Linked DNA regions of Homo sapiens: region 2 is linked to region 1. The links are chromatin loops, found by intact Hi-C in ENCODE. Cell type or tissue: mammary epithelial cell. All regions are shown on one strand. Links, peaks and the distances in the headings refer to the core of each region. The heading gives the core; the rest is flanking DNA. Region 1 holds the start of LOC100507513 (a long non-coding RNA gene). Region 2 overlaps LOC100507513 (a long non-coding RNA gene).

Region 1 (12,561 bases), core at 2,677-10,676:
CCCAGTTACTTGAGAGACTGAGGCAGGAGAATCACTTGAACCCAGGAGTCAGAGGTTGCAGTTAGCCGAGATCACGGCACTACACTCCAGCCTGGGTGACAGAGGAAGACTCTGTCTCAAAAAAAATTAAAATAAAAAAAAGAAAAAAAAAGAATGAATAAGATTTAGTATTTGATAGCACAAATATAGGGTGACATTCATCAATAATAATTTTATTGTACGTTTTAAAATAACTAAAAGAGTATGATTGGCTTCTTTGTAACATAAAGGATAAATGCTTGAGGGGATGGATACCCCATTTACCCTGATGTGATTAGGCCCTGGATGCCTGTATCAAAATAGCTCATGTACTCCATAAATATATACACCAAATTTGTACCCACACAAATATTGTTAAAAAATTTAAAAACAAGCAACAGAAAAAGCCCAGAGTGCTCCTCATTCCAAAGCACCACAGTTTGAAGTATTGTTTCTGAGTCCCGACACATTGTTTTTAGATTTTTCAATGTACACTATTATATCTGTAAATAGTGACAGTTTTGTTTCCTCTTTTCCAATTTTAAAATTCTATGATGGCCAGGCACGGTGGCTCATGCCTGTAAATCCCAGCACTTTGGTAGACCGAGTGGGATGGATCACCTGAGGTAAGGAGTTCGAGACCAGCCTGACAAACATGGTGAAAACGTATCCTTACCAAAAATGCAAATTAGCCAGTCATGGTGGCTCATGCCTGTAGTCTCAGCTACTCGGAAGACTGAGGCATGAGAATCTCTTGAACCCAGGAGGCAGAGGTTACAATGAGCCAAGATCAAGCCACTGCACTCCAGCCTAGGCAATAGAGTGAGAGTCAGTCTCAAAAAAGAAAGCAAAACAAAACAAAACAAAACAGAACAAAAAAACTCTGTGTTATCAGAGAGGGATATAGTCTTATTTTTTTAAATGGATCACCAATATTCTAAGTGCTATTGATTGAACAATTCATTATTTCCTCACCAGTTAGAAACGCCAGCATTATGAGATTTACTAAATCGCCATTGTTCATAGTTTACTTCTGAAGACTCTCTATTTCAATATTTTGTCTTCTGTGCTAGTAATACACAGTAGTACTGGTGAGGATAGACCAGTTATCAAAATGCTGTATGAAGATTATTTAATCAGAGTAAAGAGAAGCAAGTGGTCTTGAGGGATGTTTCATCAATGCCCCAGAAGAGCTTTATGAACTAGCCCATGCCACAATGACCAGAAAGCTAAAGGCTGTCAGATACAGGGTCTCTCTCCTCCAGACAGTGTTGGGCAAATCCTGTGAAACTGCTCTATATAGTCTCATTTCTGCTTTCGTGGCAAGTTTTCATCTTTCCGTAAAAACATCCTACTGTGTTCAATTTATTAGAATACATTGTCAGTTAAGCAAATGTATTTGCCTTAAACTAAATCTCCTCATGTGGTAAATATTTGTTGGCTGAGCTATACATTCTTCCATAACTGCCACTAATCACAACTACTTATTACTTTAGGTAGTGTGGTTTTTTTCTTCCTGGTTATCTTTGGAGGACTAGGTTAGTCTCTCACACTATGAAGGCATCTGTCTCTTCAGAATAAGGACACTTTTTTTTGCAGAATAAATTTCTGCATCTTGCCTTATCCTGCTGTCTGCGACATATTCTCTTCAAAAAGTTAAGATACAGGACATCGTTTTGCATTACAGCTCTACTGCTTATGAGTAATAAGACTTTTTTCATAGTACTCGGACAAACAGAGCATAACAGCTGTATTAGTCCATTCTTGCATTGCTATTAAGAAATATCTGAGACTGGGTAATTTATAAAGAAAAGAGGTTTAATTGGCTCACTGTTCTGCAGGCTGTACAGGAAGCATAGTGGTTTCTGCTTCTAGTGAGGCCTCAGGAAACTTCCAATCATAGTGGAAGGCAAAGGGGGAGCGAGGTGTCTCACGTGGTGGGAGCAGAAGCAAGAGAGAGAGGGAGGAGGTGCTGCACACTTTTGAACAATCAAATCTCATAACTAACTCACTATCACAAGAACAGCACCAAGAGGATGGTGCTAAACCATTCATGAGAAATCCACCCCAACGATGCAATCATGTCCCACCAGGTACCACCTCCAACACTGGGGACGATAATTTGACATGAGATTTTGTGGAGACACAGATCCAAACCATATCACCAGCAGACTGGATATTATAAACACATGGCCTGTTACGTGAGGCTATAAACACAAGAAATTATGAAATCCACAGAAGTGGTCATAATAATAAATACCTGTCAGAATGGTTGTGTGAATTAAACAAGAATAACTGAGCATGAAGTTCAAAAAGAGTTCATTTCTGGCTGGGTGCAGTGGATCATGCCTGTAATCCCAGCACTTTGAGAGGCTGAGGTGGGCAGATCACGAGGTCAAGAGATCGAGACCCTCCTGGCCAACATAGTGTAACCCTGTCTCTACTAAAAATACAAAAATTAGCCAGGCATGGTGGGGGGTTCCTGTAATCCCAGCTACTTGGGAGGCTGAAGCAGGAGAATTGCTTGAACCCAAGAGGCGGAGGTTGCAGCGAGCCGAGATCACGCCACTGCACTCCAGCCTGGGCAACAGAGGAAGACTCCATCTCAAAAGCAAAAAAAAAAAAAAAAGAATTCATTTCTCTTTTCTTGGCAACTTGGCCAATTATAAAGCAGATAGAAGTCAAGGATGTTAAAATCTAGGTATTAGATCTCAACTCAGCTTCTTGCCATGGATTAGTCAGTTTTGCTTAATTATATAAAAGGCTTTTGAGGCCTTTCTGCTCAGGAGACCTATTAAGACAGAAAAACTATGAAATCTACTGCATCACACCTTGTTGATAGACTGTATACGCAACTCCTCCTATTGCCTTCATTAACAGGTCCCTAAATTTAGCTGATTTTGGAGTTCTGAGAAACGTACGTACTAATTTCTTCCCTTGCCTTACTGAAATACAGACTGGAGTTCCAAGTAGCTTCTCCTTCAATAAAAACATATATAATTTCAGCTGGGCTCAGTGGCTCACGCCTGTAATCCCGGCACTTTGGGAGGCTGAGGCGGACGGATCACCTGAGGTCAGGAGTTCGAGACCAGCCTGAGCAACATGGAGAAACCCTGTCTCTACTAAAAATACAAAATTAGCTGGGCGTGGTGGCACACGCCTGTAATCCCAGCTACTTGGGAGGGTGCGGCAGGAGAATCCCTTGAACCCGGGAGGCGGAGGTGGTGGTGAGCCGAGATAGCATTATTGCACTCCAGCCTGGGCAACAAGAGTGAAAGTCCATCTCAAAATAAATAAATACATAAAAATAAATATAAATAAATGAATATGGCTGGGCACGGTGGCTCATGCTTGTAATCCTAGCACTTTGGGAAGCCGAGGCTGGTGGATCATGAGGTCAGGAGTTCAAGACCAGCCTGGGAAAGATGGTGAAACCCCTACTCTACTAAAAATACAAAAATTAGCTAGGCATGGTGGCCCATGCCTGTAATCCCAGCTACTCGGGAGGCTGAGGCAGAGAACTGCTTGAACCTGGGAGGCGGAGGTTCCAGTGAGTCAAGATTGCGCCACTGGATTTCAGCCTGAGTGACAGAGCCAGACTCAGTCTCAAAAACAAATAAACAAACACCAAAAAACCCGTATAACTTTAATGGTGGAGACAAAAACAGATTATGCTGTAATCTTTACATAATAGTGATTCAATTTTTTTGACCTTGCTAATAACTGCTTTAAGGAAAAACTACACTTAATTAAATTAACAATTCTGAAATGGAAACTCAATTTGCAAACTAAGTATTTCTCCTAACCTGAACATGTATAAACCAATATGCATATATACAAAATCACACATGAACCCAAACACACAGTAATGTATAGAAAAATACAGAATGTCAGAGCTGAAAGAGATCTTTTGTCTATAATCTTCACTTTAGTGATGAGGAGTAGAAGGATAAGGTGATTTGCCAAGCTCCAGTAGCAAGCTTATGATAGACACTAAACCCCAAGTTTCTGCATATTTGCAGTGATGTCATAGGCACTCTGTGTGATGCTGGTGAATATTTCAGGTGTGAAATAGTAAGCATAAAATTAGCATTACCTGGGAATCTGTTTAAAATCATTGACAGGCCTGAGAGTTTTCCATACGGCCTGCACCCTAACCTCTGGGAAGAAAATATCCACAATGAAATTTCTACAAGATTAGAGGAAGGAGAGAGGCAACGGGGATTCCATTTCTACTAGGAGTATCAACCTCTGAGAGAAAAATATCCATCTCTGTGGATGTCATCTGCTCTGCAGAAAACCCTTTCCTGGAACTCCCAGGTATTTAAAAAAAGAGTCAGATATTAGAGCTAGAGACAGAAGGCTCACACACAGTCACCCAGAATCCCTGAGCACCAAGAATTAGAACATTTCTGGAAGATAGGCTCTATACATGGAAGAGTTGGGAATCTTTATTTTGAGGCAGAGAAATATGTGGGGGAAACATAAACTCTACTCCCTTAAAATTGAAATGCTCTCATTTTTAAAAACAGCGTTTAAACAGACATTTGTATTTAAGGAAGTGAAAATATTTTCTAAGATGCAGGTCATATGAATCTGTCAATTCCCTTCTGAGTTAAGTCACTCTAAAAAGGGGTTGGCAATCATGCCTGCCTCATCTCAAGGCTATGGGTGAGTGGCAGTTGAACTGATAGATGCAAACACCTCAGAGATGAAAGTTTTTAGTTTAACTGGTCTGCTTAGGTAAGGAGCAAGAATCACTTTGGGGTTTGGAAATAACCTTGTACATAGGATAATCCCATAAAGGGTTGAGAGGGTGGTAGCCATCTCCGTTATTGACAAGGAGGTGGAAGAAGGATGTGAGAACACTTGTTGCCATGAGTACACGAAGAATAAGTGTAGAAATGGCAGGAGGGGAGAACTGCGAACACTAAGTGTTGGGCCAAGACTTCTTAGGAACAGGACAAGGGACCATGGCTTGCTCTTTTGACTCTGCTCTTCTTTGAAATGCTTTCACAAGAAACATGAATCTGATATGGACCCTCCTCCTCTTCCTCCTTTTGGACCTAACTGTCTTCACTCCAGCCCTGCCCTTCTTAACACGACATATAGACAACCCCAGGTCGTGGGTCCCTAGAGGACACCACCGATACTGTGATGTGATGATGAGGCGCAGTTGGCTGATCTATAGGGGTAAATGCGAGCAGATCCACACATTCATTCATAGAATCTGACCACCATAGCAGATTTCTGCAGAACTCCACCACTGCCCTGTACCAACAGCCCCTCCATGTGCAGCTGCCGCAACAGTACTCATGATGTCAATGTCACTGACTGCTTTGCCAGCGCAGGGACCCGACCTCTTCACTGCCACTACCAAAAATAAGAAGGAGTCCACCAGGCCCATGCGAGTGGGCTGCAAGAAGGGGGCATCTGTTCACCTGGATGGCTAGGTTCCTCCTGACACCGGCACCTGAATGACTTGCACCCTGCGCCTTCAAATCTTTGCAGCACTGTCAAAGTCTTCTTTGTAAATGCTTCTTCCCTTGCACGTGGACCCCTCATTTTTCCCAGACACATATAGGCTCCCGCGTCTTTCTTACAGCCTGTTCCCCACCAACCCCACGTCCCCTATCCCTGCCACAGTGTCAGGGCTTTTGGTGGAGGATAAGGTGGCAGTGGAGGGTTGGGAGGGAGCCTGAATTACGGAAATAATTCTCTGGAAAAGGCTTGCTCCAACCAAGCTGCTAGACAAACCCCTTCTCCTGGGACTGATCTTCCCACCAGCTGCTCTCATAAAACCTCCTGATGGCTGGCGCTACATGTCCTGGATCATAGGGTCCTTCTGCATTCTGCCAGACGTTCTGTTCCTTTCTCCTCAATGGACTCCTTCGGAGGGTATTAGGGACGATACCCTGGTGGGAAACCGCTTCCTTTAGGGAACCAAATCCCTGTGGCTCCCGGGGTGTCACCAGAAGAAGCCGCTGCTAGAGAAGTGGGAGGAGAAGGGGCAACTCCGCCCCGCCCAGAGCCTCAGTGGTCTGCCAGTTCCCGTGGCCGTTGTATTGGCCGGCAGGGGGCGCCGCGCTGCATGCTTCCTGCAGGCCAAGAGTCCAAAACTTCTTGGTTCCCTTTAAGACAGCGTGAGATGGGCTGCGAGTTTCTTGGTTGCTGACAGGGGTAGAGAATAATAGGTGAATAAACAGAAAATCCAGCCAGCATAAATACAGTCTAAATGTTGAAGAACAGATTTCTGAGTCTACCATAACTTTCTTGCAGTCCGTCACTTTAGTGTTGAACCTGCCACCTTCAGATTCACACTGCAGCACCTCAGGTAAGAAGGAAAGGAAGTGAATATGCACTGAGGACCTACTTGTGTTATGAGCTTTACAGTTCAGCTCACTAGAAAAGAGTTATTCCTTTCTTGGAAGTAAGGGCCTCAGGCCCTAAAGCTCTACAAGGTCCTAGAGCAGGTGGCAATACCAGCCAGGCTGTGTCCTTCCCTTCAGGGTCATGAGGTCCTCTAGGCCCAGGCATGTCCAGAGGTTCTGTCTGAGAGCCAGGGACCAAAGTAAAAAACCTGGGAAGTTTACGTGGTGTTCTGTTTTACTGTGGCTGAGCTTGCACTCAAGCCATGAGATGGAGTCCTTCCAGTCTTCCTTCACCTTTCCATGGGCAGAGGAGCCTCTCCCCACTGCTACCTCCAACACAGGCTCAAGAGGAATACTGCCAGGCTACTGCCAATGTTCCCTTAAGGCCCCGGAGCTCTGCAGTCAGCTTGTGGTGAATGCTGCCTGGCCTGGGACTCACCCTTCAGGGAAGTGGATTCCCCTCTGACCCAGGGCAGGTCCAGAAATGCCAGCCAAGAGCCAAGATCTGGAATTGGGGATCCAAGAGCCGGCTTGGTGCTCTACCCCGCTGTAGCTGAGCTGCTATCTAAGCTGCAAGACAGAGTCCCCTTTACTTTTCCCTCTGCTTTTCTCAAGCAGAAGAATTGTCCCTTCATGACTGCCCCAGCTGTAAGTATGGTGGGTCTCACCTGAAGCCAGCATATCTCAGAGTCTCACCTAAGGCCCATGGAGTGTGCTACTGGGTATTGCTGCTGGTTATTTAGGGCCTGAGGGTTCTTCAGTCAGCAGGTGATGAATCCTGGAAGGACTAGGTCCTTTCCTTCTAGGCAGTGGGTTTTCTTCTGGTGCAGGGTGTGTCTAGAAATGTCCTTCAGGAGCGAGTGCCTGAAATGGTGGCTTCATGACTCTGACTGGTGCCCTATCCTATTGTGGCTGAGCTGATCTTTACGATGTAAGACAAAGTCCTAGTTACTCTTTCCTCTCCTTTCCTCAAGCAGAAGGAAGGAGTCACTTTCATTGCTGTGAGCTGTGCTGCCTGGGGTTGGGGGAGCGGTTGTGCAAGCACTCCCTTAGCTGCCCTGACAAGTGTCACACTAGTGGTGTCTAGGTCCACTGGCTCTGAGCTCAGCACAGCACTGGGACTTGCCTTGTAGTTGTAGTTCTTGTGGCCTAGATTGAGTTTCAAATATATTTAGGACCCCAGAGCACTTTAGCCTACTGTGGCAAAGCTTTCCCAAACTCAGTGTCTGACCGCTGGGATAGGCAATTCCCCTTTGGCTAAGGTGGTCTAAATGCTCCTTCTGTGGATGGGCTGTGACAGGGCAGCACTGAGTTCAATGCAGATTTCCACAATTGCTAAACTCTCCCTCCCCCATGCACTCAGATTCTGTCTCAGCTCCATGTGGTGGCTGTTGGGAGATGGGGGAGTGGTGGCCTCAGTGATTCAAAATTGTCTTTCCTAACCTCTTCAGTGCCTCTTTCAGTGATATGAAGTTAAAATAGGTACTATGATTGTTGACTTGATTTTCATTTCCTATGTAGGTGCTTTTTTGTGTGTAGATAGTTGTTGTTAAATGTGGTGTTTCTGCTGGTATGTGTGGGGGTGCAATCAATGGACACTTCTATTGGGCCATCCAGCTCAATCCCTTCTTCTTGATTCTTTGGCTATCTGAGGAGTTAAATATATCCCCATTCATTAACCTAAAACAGTTTCTTAAGCATTTGTTCAGTGTCTTCTGAACCCAAGGGTTATAGCAATAAGACCAAGTCAATTCATACCCCATGATGAGCTTCAGCTAAGCCCTGCACAAATTCTCCCTACATATAAGTGAAGTGTTGCTATAGCCTGACAGGTCAGTTGTGTACACTTGGATATCAATAGGGTCAACTGAATAGAAGCCTCATATCAAGACATAAATGCTGGATAATAGGTGTATGTAGCTAGAATCATCTGGGTAATAATGCAAATGGTATCATCGCTTCCTGTGCTTTGGAATTTCCCCACACTGAGATTACTTCCGATGTACATGAAGGCTTCTGAAGCCAGAGTTTGGTAAAAAATGGATCTCAAAGTTGGGCTGGAGACAGGTTGTTTCAGAACCACTTGAGGAAATGCTTGAAAATGCAGAATCCTGAGCTCCATGTGCAGACGTTCTGTATGAGTATATCCGGAATGGAGCCCACGGATCCATAGTGCAAAACTTCCCCCAGGTGATCCAAATGGAAACTACACTAAAGTTTGAAGTTTTTTCAGGTGTGGCACTTACAGGCTGGCAGAAAACACTATCAATGAATTTGTGTATAATATTTGATTATATAGTTTATTATTATCGAAAATTGGTCATTAGTCATTAGGGATTGATTATGAGTATCCCAGTGATACAAAATTGATGACCTATGTGCTAGTTTCTATATGTCACTGCTTACCCATAGCTTCCTTTTAAGATTTAAAGAATTTTGTCCTCTTGCTTTTCTGTTTGGCTAGAGGCAGTTGGGGGCATGAGGAAAAATCCTTCCTGTTCCAGAAATACTGAGGAGTGAACTGTTACATTCATACTTACTGAGTATCCTGTCCCTTTAGTTTTTTCACAAGTCAGCTAACCCAGACAGTCTGAGGAACACTAATTCATAAGAATACTTAAAATAACCCCTCAGGCTTTTTTTTGCTAGTCTTTTGTCCTACCAAATGCAAAGACAGTTTTGAAGGTCAGGCCAAAATAGCTTCCTCACTAAAAATACAATTAGATATTACTATGGAGTCTTACAGGAATAATGATCAAGCAGATGAAACTATGAAAAGTTTTGTACATGATGTAATTATATTTCGTTTATTCAATTAATCAAGTATTCAGAATATTCCCATATAAGCAATCAAGTAACTCACATACATAAACCAAGTGAACCACATATATGCCTCTTTAAAACACACACACACACACACACACACACACACACACACACACAGACACATTCATTCTTTATTGCAGACTCATAGATTGCAAAGTGTCTGAGATAGATGGCCGTTTGATGCAAGCCTGTTATTTGGAGATGAGTAGCAGAATATAAGGATAATTTGCTCAGATTCCACATCCAACTGGCAGGCCATCTGCACTGAATCCCCCAGAGATTTGCCCTGAGACTTTTATTGATACAGTCAAGATCATGTAATGGCCCTCTACCACAATCCTAAATATGGGTATGCACTATATTTTGAGAAGTGTGTGTGGTAGAAAAATTGTTCAAGGAAATTGCTGGATCTCAAGAGCTTTGATTGTGGTTGAACATCCAGATCTTTTGTCCTGTAGTGACACGTCCTGGGTCTTTCACACACCTTTCCTGTAATAAAGAGGTAATGGACTCAGAGGATTTCAATACCACAAAGCAGATCGGCTTTCAAAGCACAAGGTTCTTAGAGCTCCTCAGCTAGCAGGTCTCACGCTCTGTCTTACTCTACCTGCTGACTTGGGATAGTCACACTCTTCCTCCGAGGTGAGAAGGGGAGGGACAGACACATGTAATACGGGCCAGTTTAGAGCCTCACTCTGTGACCAGGTGGCTGGACTGGAGAAGGAAGAGAGCAGGAGATGGAGTGAGGGATAGCTCCATCACTGTCTGATTCCCAGCTGTAGGGTGATGGGTGTTGGGCTCAGGGACCCTCAGCCTTCCAGGTCATCCAGTGCTGCCTTATTATGGTTCTTTTAGTTTTACTTGATTGCTTCTCCTTTGTTTGAATGTTGTAATAGTAGGGAGTCTGTGGTTAACAAATATATGCATCTTTACGAATATAGATATATGCACATAAGTGCATATGCATATGTAGAATGCATATACATTCATATGGTGAAAATGTAAACTCAATTATTAAAAAAGGGTATCTAGTGAAAAAGATGTCTTCATTTACCTTTGTTTATCGAGGCTAGGTTTGTATTCCAGGAAGAATAATTATTCAGTTTTTTAGTACTCTTTCTATAATATATATACTGAATCTAAGCATATATGTGGTAGTACATATAAGCATACTCACTTTTCCTCATTTATACAGATTTCTTCGTATAATTCCTCTATGTCCCCCCTCAGTAACATGCTCTATTTAAAAACTAAAATAATAGTGTTTGCTGTGGACTGAATTATGTCCCTTAAAAATTCATATATTGTAGTCCTAACCCCCAGTCTCACTGTATTTGGAGGGAGAGCCTATAAGGATAAACTTAATGTTAAATGACATCATAAAGGTGGAGCCTTGATTCAAGAGGATTAGTATCCTTATAAAAAGAGACACCACCAGCTGGGTTGGTGACTCTCACTTGTTATCCCAGCACTTTGGGCACCTGAGGCAGGAAGATCGCTTGAGGCCAAGAGCTCAAGATCATTGTGGGCAACTGGGACAGTTTGGATATTTGCCCCATCCATATGTGATATTGGAATATAATCCCCAGTGTTGGAGGCAGGCTTGGTGGGAAGTGATTGGATCTTGGGGCTGGATTTCTCGTGAATCAGCGCCATTCCCTTGGTGCTGTTCTCCTGATAGTGAGTGAGTTCTCGTGAGATCTGGTTGTTCAAATTGTGGTACATTCCCCCTTGCCCTCTTGCCCCAGCACCTGCCATGTCAGACCCCTGTTCCCCCTGTGCCTTCCACCATGATTGGAAGCTTCCTGAGGCCTCCCCAGAAGCAGGAACTGCTATGCTTTCTGTAAAGCCTGCAGAACTGAGAGCTAGATTAACCTCCTTTCTTTATAAATTACCCGGTTTCAGGTGTTTCTTTGTAACAATGTGAGAAAGAACTAATACAGGGGCAAACTTCTCATGAATGGTTTAGCACCAAATCCTTGGTGCTGTCCTGGAGAAAATGAGTGAGTTCTTCTGAGACTGGTCATTTAAAAGTTGTGATACCTCCCCCTACGACTTCCAACTCTCTCTTGCTCTTGCTTTCCCCATGTGAAGTGCCTGTTCCCGCTTCATCTTCTGCCACGATTATAAGCTTCCTGAGGCCTTCCTAGAAGCTGATACCAGGGCTATACTTCCTGAGCATCGTACAGAACCATGAGCCAATTAAACTTCTTTTCTTTATAAGTTACCCAATCTCAGGAATTATTTCATAGCAATGAAAGAACAGCCTAATACAGCAATATAGCAAGATGCCATCTCTACAAAACAAAACAAAAAACAAAAAACAAACAAACAAAAAAACAAGAGACACACCAGAGAGCTTACTTCTTCCTCCACTATCTGAGGACACAGTGGTGGGGGAACAACTGTCAGCAAGCCAGGAAGGGAGACCTCACTGCAAACTGAACCTGCCAGATCCTTCATCTTGAACTTCCCAGTGTCCAGAGCTGTGATTGTGATATTGTGATTTATAATGAGAAATGCAACTTCTGGGCATGGTGGCTACAGCCTATATTCCCAGCTACTTGGAAGACTGAGGCAGAAGGATGCCTTGAACCCCGGAGGTGGGGGTACAGTGAGCTATGATGGCACCACTGCACTCCGGCCTGGGTGACCGAGTGAAATCCCATCTCTAAAAAAATATATAGCATATATTTAATGTTCCTGCCTGTTTCCTGACTCAGAGCCCCTAAAACTCTTAAAATTTCTGAATAAGTGTCTAATGAAGTACATTAATGAGACGAGTGGCACCTGTGTAGTCTCAGGAGGGGTCTGGTTGCTAGCAGAGCTGAGCAAGTGATTAGAGGGTTAAAACATCCATTGCTACCCCAGCTAACCCCCTGGAAGGGGGATTGAAGGTTGAGTTGATCAGCAGTGGCGAATAATTTCATCAGTCATGCCAACGTAGTGACACCTCCATAAACCCCAAGAGGAGAGAGAGAGACTTTGGTAAGTTTCTGGATTTGGTGAATGATATGGTTTGGCTCTGTGTCCCCACCCAAATCTCATGTCAAATTGTAATTACTAATGTTGGGGGAGGTACCTGGTGGGAGGTAATTGGATCATGGGGGCGGATTTCCCCCTTGCTGTTCTCGTGATAGTGAGTAAGTTCTTACGAGATCCGGTTATTTAAAAGTGTATAGCACTTCCCCCTTCACTCTTTCCTGCTGCTATGTGAAGATGTGCTTGCTTTCCCTTCACCCTCTGCGATGATTGTAAGTTTCCTGAGCTCCCCTCAGCCATGCTTCCTGTGCAGACTGCAGAACTGCGAGTCAATTAAACTTCTTTCTTCATCAATTATCCAGTC
Region 2 (12,561 bases), core at 2,097-10,096, 63 kb after region 1:
ACCAGCCTGGCCAACATGGCTAAACACCGTTCCTACTAAAAATACAAAAATTAGCTGGGCATGGTGGCATATGCCTGTAATCCCAGCTACTTGGGAGGCTGAGGCAGGAGACTCACTTGAACCCAGGAGGCAGAAGTTGTACTGAGCCAAGATCATGCCACTACACTCCAGTCTGGGCGACAGAACAAGACTCGGTCTCAAAAAGAAAAAAGAATGTATAAGATCTAGTTTTGATAGCACAAATATAGGGTGACTATCATCAATAATAATTTTATTGTACATTTTAAAATAACTAAAAGATTTAAATTGGCTTGTTTGTAGCATAAAGAAAAAATGCTTGAAGGGATGGATACCCCATTTACCCTGATGTGATTATTAGGCATTGGATGCCTGTACCAAAATATCTCATGTACCCCTTAAATATATACACCTACTACATACCCATAATTTTTTTTTGTTTGTTTTTGAGATGAAGTCTTGCTCTTGTCACCTAGGCTGGAGTTCAATGATGCAATCTCGGACCACTGTAACCTCTGTATCCCGGGTTCAAGTGATTCTCCCGTCTCAGCCTCCTGAGTAGCTGGGATTACTGGTGCCTGCCATCATGCCCAGTTAATTTTTGTATTTTTGGTAGAGACAGGATTTCACCATGTTGGCCAGGCTGGTCTCAAACTCCTGACCTCAGGCAATCCACCCACCTCGGCCTCCCAAAGTGCTGGGATTACAGGCGTGAGCCACCGTGCCCAGCCATCATAGAGTTTTAAAATTGGAAAAATTGCACTTAATTAGATTAACAATTCTCAAATGGAAACTCAATTTGCAAACTAATTATTTCTCCTTACTTGAACATGTGTATACCAATATGCACATATACAAAATCACACATGAACCCACACAGTAATGTATAAAAAAAATACAGAATGTGAGAGCTGAAAGAGATCTTTTGTCTATAATCTTCACTTTAGTGATGAGGAGTAGAAGGATAAGGTGATTTGCCAAGCTCCAGTAGCAAGCTTATGATAGACACTAAACCCCAAGTTTCTGCATATTTGCAGTGATGTCATAGGCACTCTGTGTGATGCTGGTGAACATTTTAGGTGTGAAATAGTAAGCATAAAATTAGTAATACCTGGCAATCTGTTTAAGATCATTGACAGGCCTGAGAGTTTTCCATACGGCCTGCACCCTAACCTCTGGGAAGAAAATATCCACAATGAAATTTCTACAAGATTAGAGGAAGGAGAGAGGCAACGGGGATTCCATTTCTACTAGGAGTATCAACCTCTGAGAGGGATATATCCATCTCTGTGGATGTCATCTGCTCTGCAGAAAACCCTTTCTTGGAACTACCAGGTATGTAAAAAAAGAGTCAGATATTAGACCTAGAGACAGAAGGCTCACACACAGTCACCCAGAATCCCTGATCACCAAGAATTAGAACATTTCTGGAAGATGGGCTCTATACATGGAAGAGTTGGGAATCTTTATTTTGAGGCAGAGAAATATGTGGGGGAAACATAAACTCTACTCCCTTAGAATTGAAATGCTCACATTTTTAAAAACAGCGTTTAAACAGACATTTGTATTTAAGGAAGTGAAAATATTTTCTAAGATGCAGGTCATATGGATCTGTCAATTCTCTTCTGAGTTAGGTCACTCTAAAAAGGGGTTGGCAATGATACCTGCCTCACCTCACAGGCTATGGGTGAGCAGCAGATGGACTGATAGATGCAAACACCTCAGAGATGAAAGTTTTTAGTTTAACTGGTCTGCTTAGGTAAGGAGCAAGAATCACTTTGGGGTTTGGAAATAACCTTGTACATAGGACAATCCCATAAAGGGTTGAGAGGGCGGTAGTCATCTCCGTTATTGACAAGGAGGTGGAAAAAGGATGTGAGAACACTTGTTGCCAAGAGTACACAAAGAATAAGTGTAGAAAAGGCAGGAGGGGAGAACTGGGAACATTAAGTATAGGGCCAAGACTTCTTAGGAACAGGACAAGGGACCGTGGCTTGTTCTTTTGACTCTGCTCTTCTTTGAAATGCTTTCACAGGAAACATGAATCTGATGTGGACCCTCCTCCTTTTCCTCCTTTTGGACGTAACTGTCTTCATTCCAGCCCTGCCCTTCTCAACACGACATTTAGACAACCCCAGGTCGTGGGTCCCTAGAGGACACCACCGATACTGTGATGTGATGATGAGGTGCCGTTGGCTGATCTATAGGGGTAAATGCGAGCAGATCCACACATTCATTCATAGAATCTGACCACCATAGCAGATTTCTGCAGAACTCCACCACTGCCCTGTACCAACAGCCCCTCCATGTGCAGCTGCCACAACAGTACTCATGATGTCAATGTCACTGACTGCTTTGCCAGCACAGGGACCCGACCTCTTCACTGCCACTACCAAAAATAAGAAGGAGTCCACCAGGCCCATGCGAGTGGGCTGCAAGAAGGGGGCATCTGTTCACCTGGATGGCTAGGTTCCTCCTGACAACGGCACCTGAATGACTTGCACCCTACGCCTTCAAATCTGTGCAGCACTGTCAAGGTCTTCTTTGTAAATGCTTCGTCCTTTGCACGCAGGCTCCTGCGTCTTTCTTACAGCCTGTTCCCCACCAACCCCATGTGCCCTACCCCTGCCACAGTGTCAGGGCTTTTGGTGGAGGATAAGGCTGCAGTGGAGGGTTGGTGGGAGGGAGCCTGAATTACGGAAATAATACTCGGGAAAAGACTTGCTCCAACCAAGCTGCTAGACAATCCCCTTCTCCTGGGGCTGATCTTCCCACCAGCTGCTCTCATAAAACCTCCTGATGGCTGGCCCTAGGTTTCCTGGATCATAGGGTCCTTCTGCCTTCTGCGGGACATTCTATGCCTTTCTCCTCAATGGGCTCCTTCGGAGGGTATTAGGGACGATACCCTGGCGGGAAACCGCTTCCTTTAGGGAAACAAATCACTGTGGCTCCAGGGGTGTCACCGGAAAAAGCCGTTTCCGGAGAAGCCGGAGGAGCTTGGGCAACTCCGCAGGCCCAGAGCCTTCGTGGTCTCCCAGTTCCCGTGGCCGTCGTATTGGTCGGCAGGGGGCGCCGCGCCACAAGCTTCCTGCACAAGAGTCCAAAACTTCTTTCTTGGTTTCCTTTGAGACAGGCTGCAGGTTTCTTGGTTGCTGACACGGGTAGACGATAATAGGTGAATAAACAAAATCCAGCCAGCATAAATACAGTCTAACTGTTGAAGAACAGATTTCTGAGTCTACCATAACTTTCATACACTGCAGCACTTTAACGTTGAACCTGCCACCTTCAGATTCACACTGCAGCACCTCAGGTAAGAAGGAAAGGAAGTGAATATGCACTGAGGACCTACTTGTGTTATGAGCTTTACAGTTCAGCTGCGCTGGAGAAGAGTTTATTTCTTTCATGGAATCCATTACATCACCGATCCCCTTCTGAAGGAGGTTATTTTATCCACGAGAGGAAGCATCCAAAGGTGTTCATATTCTCTACCCTGTGACTCCAGCAGAATGGTGACAAGGTTTTGAAGCAAAGGAGGGCACTTGACTCTAGGGCAGCCGTCCATTAACTGACTAGCCCGGTGCCTGTGGAACAGAGTTGCGTGAGGATTTTACCCTTTTGGAATAATCCAGTGACAAAACTGGATACTATTACTTTCATTCCTTCCCCCGATGCCAGGAGGTATAGCTGTTTTGCCTTTGTTCTTGACATTCAGCACTTAGCCTAATGCTCGCTATAAAAGTGCCTTCAAGAAATCTTTAAGGGGCCATTTTGGTAGGTCTGGTTGTTGCTGTGGATCTTTTGTAGATGCCCATTTTTAGATTAGAAAAGTTTCTTCCCTTCTGCTCCTGTTTATGTCTCTTGAATGGATTGGGAATTTCGTTGAATGATGGGATTATACAGCATATTTCTTTAATCAGTTAATGGGGTGAATTAGATTAGTTGATTTTAGAATACTAAACCAACCTTGTATTCCTGGGATAAACCCATTTTGGTTATGTGATATAATCTTTTTTATATATGACTAAATTTAATTTGCTAATATTTTGTTAAATTTTTTTTGCATTTATGTTCACGAATGAGATTGGTCTGTAATTTTTTGTATTGCCTTGTTTAATTTTGGTATCTAGGTTATATGTTAGCTTCCAGAAATGAATTGGGGAGTAGTCCTTCTTTATTTTGTAACTGGAATTATATGTTATTTTAATACTTGGTAGAACTCACATGTAAGGCTGTTTGGTCCTGATATTTTCTTATTTTCTTTGAGACTGCTTTTTCTTTTTTCTTTTCCTTTTTTTTTTTTTTTGGAGATGGGTCTTCCTATGTTGCCCAGGCTAGTGTGCAGTGGCTATTCACAGGTGCAATCACAGAGCATACCTCGAATTACTGGTCTCAACTGATCCTTGAACACTCGGTCTCAGGTGCCTCAAACTCCTGGGCTTGAACTCCTGATCTCGAATAATCCTGCTGCCTCAGCCTCCAGAGTAGCTGGGTCTACAGGTACACACCACCAGGCTTAGCCTCAAACTATTTTAAACTTCTGTTTCAATTTCCTTAATGGTTAAAGAGATGCTAACTTTTCCATTTCTTCTTGAGAAAGCTTTGGTAGATTGTTTTTTCCCACGTAGGAATTTATCCATTTCGTCTAAAGTTCCCAAATATATTAGCACAAAGTTATTCATAATCTGTTTAATATTTATAGCATTGATTTTATGTCCTATTTTTATTCTGACTTTTTTGTACCTTTTTTATTGATAAAACTTTTGAGGTGTGTCTCTCTTATTAGACAGAGATTTTTTCAGACATGCAGAAGCGAGTACTTATAAACTCATGTAGAAACTTTTTTAGAATGGGTCCGTCTTTTTTTTTGAGATTGAGTCTCACTCAGTCACCCAGGCTGGAGTGCAGTGGCACAATCTCGGTTCACTGCAACCTTCGGTTCCTGGGTTCAAGCAACTCTCCTTCCTCAGCCTCCTGAGTAGCTGGGATTACAGGCATGCGCCACCACACCCAGCTAATTTTTGTATTTTTAGTAGAGACAGGGTTTCACCATGTTGGCCAGGCTGGTCTTGAATTCCTTACCTCAGGTGATCTGCCCTCCTCAGCCTCCCAAAGTGCTGGGATTACAGGTGTGAGCCACCGTGCCTGGCCAGGTCCACCTCTTGAGCCACACAGATCTGCTTCCCCAGACAGGTTCAAGAGACAACTCCTCCAGGCTTCCTACCAGTCTCTGTTCCTGAAGGGAAACTTAAGAGGAAGTTTACTGTGGACAAACAAACTGTAGTCACTGTCAATGCCGCAGATCTTGGGGCTGTAACTAGCACCCATCCACTCCTTCCTTTACTATGTATTCTAATCTCCCTTTACCCTTAGGTCTTAGTTGCTTATTCTTATTTACCCTCTCACCAGTTCTGAGGGTTAAGCCCTTGGTAATCATATTTTTCTCAGGCTGAGGTGGCTACACACTTACATTCACAGTTAAAATGGAGCATGGGAGTAACAGAAAGCACCCAAGTAGATTACTTGGGTTCTACATAAATTCTTTTCTGCCTCTATTGGGTAAAAGCAGCCCTACCTCCCTCCTGCTAATCAAGGTTACTTAGCCTTGACAGTATGGCAACTCCTCTTCACGTCTGCTGGTCCCTAGACACGAGAAATCCAAAGTGTCCTGGGAAAAGCTGTAGCTTGCAGTTCAATGAGACCTTTCTGTGTAAGTTGGCAAGGGTGCATCTTCTTTGGGGACCTGGACCTTTGACCCTGCAGAGCCTAGAGTTACAGAAATGAAAGCACAACATATCTGAGTGGGTCAATCAGAGAGATGGTAAGTGGAGCTACTCCTGCTTCTACTTCTCGGTTCCTGGATCCGTGTATTCTTCCTATTGGGAACACAGTACCCTTTACAGGCCTCTGATTTAATAAATACACTGCATCCTGAAGAATGATACCCCATACTTTCATAATGTTACCTCTTAGCTGCTGCTTCAGCTGTGTCTTTGGAAAGTCAGTTTCTCTTCTTTCCTCCCTCCCTCCTTTCTTTCTTCTACCCTCCTTTCTTCTTTTCTCTCTTTTCCGTTCCTTCCTTTCCTCATTTCTCTTTCTCTTTCTTCCTCCCTCCCTCCCTTCCTTTCTTTCCTTGAGCTGAAATGGCTTGCACCTTCCTTTTCCCACATAAACACCAATGGACTCTTCCCATTAGTCCTCTAGTTTCTTCCAGAGGTAGGTGAAATTATTGAAGAGACTTCAGCAGAAATTAGGGAAGATCTTCTGAACTGTGATTAAATGGAGTGTGGTCGTTTACCTAATTATCCTTGGTTATCACCTTCTGTGATTGTGATTTTACTTATTAAGCAGCAGAGCCATCTGGCGAAGACCTGCATTACTTTTTAATCTTATGCTTGCCTTTTGTCTTTCCCAGATTTGATAAATGGTTGGTCCTTATGATCCACTGATGCAGACTACTTGGGAGGTCCCAATGTCCTGGTGCCCAAAGGCAAGATCATTTTTCCCCCTGCAGTGTTTCTGTCTATCATGATGATGTGAGTGGGCTCTTATTGGGGGTGCCTAATGCTGCCATAAAGAAAGAGTTTTCTTGGCTTGGTGCAGTGGCTCACGCCTGTAATCCCAACACTTTGGGAGGCTGAGGCAGGCGGATCACGAGGTCAAGAGATCAAGACCAACCTGGCCAACATGGTGAAATCCTGTCTCTACTAAAAATATAAAAATTAGCTGGGCGTGGTGGCGTGCACCTGTTGTCCCAGCTACTCGGGAGGCTGAGACAGGAGAATTGCTTGAACCCGGGAAGTGGAGGTTGCAGTGAGCCGAGACTGCGCCACTGCACTCCAGCCTGGCGACAGAGCAAGACTCCATCTCAAAGAAAAAAAAAAGAAAAGGTTTTATCTTCTGAATTAAGCTGTATCCCTCTGAGCTAGTCAGGGAAATAGGCAATCTTTTTTTCTATGGCTCATAGATACTGGTATCACTGGTTATCACTTGTGATAAGTAAGCAACATCCTTCCTTCATAGATTTATAGCTCAGTGTTTGGCATATGCCCTATAATTATTATCACAAGCAAGGTGTGCAGAGGCAAAGTTTTCTAGGATACAAGCACCTGTCTGTTTTGTTCACCTCTCCCTATATGGCACTTAGCATAGTGCTTGTCATATCAAAGGCACTCAGAAATGTTAATTAAGTAAATATTAGTGATGGAAGAATGTCTTTCTATTGTCTTCACATATGAATAAAAAGGGGGCCAGGGGCAGTGGTTCATGCCTGTAATCCCAGCACTTTGAGAGGGTGAGGTGAGTGGATCACTTAAGTCCAGGAATTTGGGACCAGTCTGGGCAACATGGTGAAACCCCATCTCTACAAAAAATACAAAAATTAGCCGGGCGTAGTGGCACACGCCTGTAGTCCCGACTACTCAGGAGGGTGAGGTGGGAGGATCGCTTGAGCCTAGGAGGTGGAGGTCACAGTGAGCCGAGGTTGGGCTGCTGCACTCCAGCCTGGGAGACAGAGCCAGACCCTGTCTCAAAAAAAAAAAAAGTTAACTAGATAAAACATCCTTTGTTTCTGGATGTCCAAAGAGTTGTTTTTATTGTTTCACTGAAATGTCATGGATTAATATAGTCTGTATTCCTGTATTAGTAGCCTGCTATTACTACACAAAAACATTCGAATGCCTTCTCTTTTGCTGTATTTTAGACATTTTTCAAAAGCCTAGGTTTCTGTGTTGCTTTTGCTTATGCTGAGACTCGGTGATCTCCACCTGTTTCTAAAACCAGCTCCCTATCTCCTGCTGAAGAATGTTCCTTTTGTTCTTTGACTTTTGATTCTGTGTCTTGTGTTTTAAGGTTCAGTTTAGGAATCTCAGTATACTTTAGGTTGATTCCCTGGAATTCAAGTGAGATGCATTTTTTTCTTTTTTTGAGAAATTAATTAACAATTTATGCTAATGTGTGGATGTTTAAGTTCCTGGCATTTGACTGAGCTTTGTAATGTGTACTTTCTACACTGTGGAAAGAAGGAGTTCTAAAAATATATATATAGCCAGGTGCAGTGGCTCACGCCTCTAATCCCAGCACTTTGGGAGGCCGAGGCGGGTGGATCATTTGAGGTCAAGGGTTTGAGACCAGCCTGGCCAACATGGTGAAACCCCGTCTGTACTAAAAATACAAAAATAAGCCAGGCATGGTGGCAGGTGCCTGTAATCCCAGCTACTCGGGAGGCTGAGGCAGGAGAATCGCTTGAACCCAGGAGGTGGATGTTGCAGTGACCTGAGACTGTGCCATTGCACTCCAGCCTGGGCAACAAGAGTAAAACTCCATCTCAAAAAGAAAAAATATATATATTCTCAGAAAGAAAATATATCTATCTATCTATATAGATAGATAGATAGATTTCAAAATATGAATTTTTTTTTCCTATCAAGATAGAAGATCCTGTTAATAAATTTGGAGAACAATTAGATATTCAACAAGTAGACATTGTGCATTTCTACTTAATGGACATCTGTATTGCCAGAATGCCATTGAACATGATCCTGCTTTTAAAGTAGTGGTTGTCCAAGAAAGGAGTACGAGGCTGAGAAGATTCTCTTAGAGTGACAGAATTGCTAGATTGAACAAGTTGATTCAGAATAGGTTGCTATACGTCTCTCTTACGGCTTTCAAGGATTCAGCAGGCCATTCTGGACAAGATCTACAAGAAAACATAGGTGTTTCATTTTGAGTGATAACCAAAGGTTAAACCCAAAACCCTTAGGTTCAGGATTTCAAAGTATAGGCCATACTAAGAGAAAATATTTATGACACATATACACTTGATTAATGCAGCATTTACATTTGTTTCTGTCAATAAGCTAGCAGGGAGCAAGCTAATGTGTAGGGTAATAGTGACAGACATACACCAACTTAAGAGGAACAATCAGTGTCTTACTGTCAGGCTGCCACTGATGCCCAGCTAGTGCATCATTGATCCTCACCTACAAGATTTTCTTCCTCATTTCTGCATAAGGAGGCTAAAGTTACCTCAAAAGCTGGTGGTCGTGGTCTGCAGAAAACTCAGCTTAGCATTCCCCTTTAGAGATATGGGGATACTGATGCTCAATGTTCAATGACAGCACAGCTGCCTGGACTTTATGATAAAACTCTCACTAGAGATTGAAGTTTATAGGAGCCTTAGCCTAGATTCTCATTAGTTCTTCCACAGACTTTCTCTCAAAAACAAGCAACATGTTTATATTACCCACTTTTCACATATAAGCATGTTTTTCCCTTTTAAATAAATTCTCTCAAAAATTACATTTAAAACCACATTTTACATAAACATAGTTATGAAATTTCTTAATAACAACATATTTGTAATTTGACCAAGTGGAGTGAAAACCCTCTATCAAAACAAATGCACTTTAGTGGGGAACGAGGCATCCTTTATAAATACATAAACGAATCATACACAGCACAATATCTGTGCAATATTGGTTAGCTTCCTTCTAATTCATCTCCACATGTCTTAGAACTATAAGGAATCTCCCATCATAACTCAATCTTCCCCACAACTGAGGCCCACAGCCTGAGCTGGCCAGATTCCTTTGAGGGAACTGAGTTTCCATCTCTCACTCCCTGTCATCAGCCTACTAGAAACCGAGGTGAAGGAGTGTGAATGACTTGGAGCAGTTCCTCACTGACAGAAGAGCACAAGGAATTTTCTCTCTGCAACATCTCTGCAGCAGGGGGCACCACTTCCCAAATCAAGCTTTGCTGGCGTTTTTGAAATCTGGAGGAAGGTGAAAAATGACTATTTTCATAAAGTAGGTGAAGGAAAATTCTGGAAGAGTACATCCATTTTTTTTATGCTCACCTGGAGAAGATTTGAAGGAGAACAAAATTATAAGTATCTGAAGTCAAGCAAGCACACCATGGGTCTGAGGTTGTTCTTGCTCCCTCCTGCACTTTGACTTCGTCTATAGAATGTCAATAGCCCTGTAGGCTGATGTAGATATCTTTTAGTGGGTTAATAAATAAGGGTTTTTGGTTCAAATTGCATGTAGTGTCCTTTTGCCAGCAGTGACATATGTTTTTAACACTCTAAACTGAAACAAAGAACAAGAACTTCAACAAGAACAAGTTCCCACCCTGGTAGTCACATGCACTCAAAACACCTCTTTGGAAGAGGCCACTACCACCGAGGGCAAAATTTCAAACAGTTAATGAGCTCCCAGGCTGTTTTCTTGAGTAGGAAAAATAATTGAAATACTCAGCAATAAGAGAAAAGCCAAACAGGTGATGGCACATCTGTAGGATGCAAAACTATGCTGCCATTATAAATGCACTCGAGGAGAATATGTATGGAAATGGGAAAGCATTCCCTTTATGTTGTTAAGCAATAAAAAAAAAAGAGAGAGAGACAGAGAGCAGCCATAAAATAGTACCCACATTTTAGTTTTTAATATAATCAGCAAAAAACCTGGCTGGAAACTTGTAAATTTGAAGAGTGTTTATCTTTGGTTGGTGAGATTATAGCTGACTAGTTTTTTTTTAAATTTTGTTTTTAGATTTATGACTTTTCCAAATTTCCTAACTTTTTTTTCTTTCTCCTTTTTAATTTATTATTATTATACTTTAAGTTCTAGGGTACATGTGCACAACGTGCAGGTTTGTTACATATGTATACGTGTGTCATGTTGGTGTGCTGCACCCATTAACTCGTCATTTACATTAGGTATATCTCCTAATGCTATCCCTCCCCCCTCCCCTCACCCCACGACAGGCCCCACTGTGTGATGTTTCCCATCCTGTGTCCAAGTGTTCTCATTGTTCAATTCCCACCCATGAGTGAGAACATGTGGTGTTTGGTTTTCTGTCCTTGCAACAGTTTGCTCAGAATGATGGTTTCCAGCTTCATCCATATCCCTACAAAGGACACGAGTGCATCCTTTCTTATGGCTGCATAGTAGTCCATGGTATATATGTGCCACATTTTCTTAATCCAGTCTATCATTGATGGACATTTTGGTTGGTTCCAAGTCTTTGCTAATGTGAATAGTGCTGCAATAAACATACATGTTCATGTGTCTTTATAGCAGCATGATTTATAATCCTTTGGGTATATACCCAGTAATGGGATGGCTGGGTCAAATGGTATTTCTAGTTCTAGATCCCTGAGGAATCACCACACTGTCTTCCACAATGGTTGAACTAGTTTACAGTCCCACCAACAGTGTAAAAGTGTTCCTACTTCTCTGCATCCTCTCCAGCATCTGTTGTTTCCTGACTTTTTAATGATTGCCATTCTAACTGGTGTGAGATGGTATCTCATTGTGGTTTTGATTTGCATTTCTCTGATGGCCAGTGATGATGAGCATTTTTTCATGTGTCTGTTGGCTGCATAAATGTCTTCTTTTGAGAAGTGTCTGTTCATATCCTTCACCCACTTGTTGATGGGGTTGCTTGATTTTTTTCTTGTAAATTTGTTTAAGTTCTTTGTAGATTCTGGATATTAGCCCTTTGTCAGATGAGTAGATTGCAAAAATTTTCTCCCATTCTGTAGGTTGCCTGCTCACTCTGATGGTAGTTTCTTTTGCTGTGCAGGAGCTCTTGAGTTTAATTAGATCCCATTTGTCAATTTTGGCTTTTGTTGCCATTGCTTTTGGTGTTTTAGACATGAAGTCCTTGCCCATGCCTATGTCCTGAATGGTATTGCCTAGGTTTTCTTCTAGGGTTTTTATGGTTTTAGGTCTGACATTTAAGTCTTTAATCCATCTTGAATTAATTTTTGTATAAGGTGTAAGGAAGGGATCCAGTTTCAACTTTCTACATATGGCTAGCCAGTTTTCCCAGCACCATTTATTAAATAGGGAATCCTTTCCCCATTGCTTGTTTTTGTCAGGTTTGTCAAAGATCAGATGGCTGTAGATGTGTGGTATTATTTCTGAGGGCTCTGTTCTGTTCCATTGGTCTATATCTCTGTTTTGGTACCAGTACCATGCTGTTTTGGTTACTGTAGCCTTGTAGTATAGTTTCAAGTCAGGTAGCGTGATGCCTCCAGCTTTGTTCCTTTGGCTTAGGATTGACTTGGCGATGCGGGCTCTTTTTTGGTTCCATATGAACTTTAAAGTAGTTTTTTCCAATTCTGTGAAGAAAGTCATTGGCAGCTTGATATGGATGGCATTGAATCTATAAATTACCTTGGGCAGTATGGCCATTTTCACGATATTGATTCTTCCTATCCATGAGCATGGAATGTTCTTCCATTTGTTTGTGTCCTCTTTTATTTCATTGAGCAGTGGTTTGTAATTCTCCTTGAAGAGGTCCTTCACATCCCTTGTAAGTTGGATTCCTAGGTATTTTATTCTCTTTGAAGCAATTGTGAATGGGAGTTCACTCATGATTTGGCTGTTTGTCTGTTATTGGTGTATAGGAATGCTTGTGATTTTTGCACATTGATTTTGTATCCTGAGACTTTGCTGAAGTTGCTTATCAGCTTCAGGAGATTTTGGGCTGAGACGAAGGGGTTTTCTACATATACAATCATGTCATCTGCAA

Evidence for each region. Peaks named below come from ENCODE experiments on the same cell type or tissue, not always from the same donor. Only the 100,000 strongest peaks of a DNase experiment are listed, where the experiment ranks them.
Region 2: a loop joins it to region 1, with 16 times the contacts of the local background. A loop is called at or near these places in 2 of 110 quality-filtered maps.

What each region holds. Positions count from the first base shown.
Region 1 is chr14:20,927,879-20,940,439 of GRCh38, reverse strand. It overlaps LOC100507513 (a long non-coding RNA gene), which reads left to right and starts at 3,617. Exons shown (of 4, transcript XR_110261.4): 1 at 3,617-4,338. In mammary epithelial cell, for the core only: a CTCF peak has its summit at 6,065 (motif pointing right); no DNase peak of the experiment used is centred there.
Region 2 is chr14:20,864,329-20,876,889 of GRCh38, reverse strand. LOC100507513 (a long non-coding RNA gene) reads left to right here. Exons shown (of 4, transcript XR_110261.4): 2 at 1,147-1,353; 3 at 2,054-3,331; 4 at 6,434-6,655. Among named protein-coding and RNA genes, the nearest start is that of RNASE3, 21 kb to the left of the region's middle. RefSeq lists enhancers at 2,839-2,888, 2,999-3,098. In mammary epithelial cell, for the core only: CTCF peaks have their summits at 3,071 (motif pointing right) and 9,750 (motif pointing right); no DNase peak of the experiment used is centred there.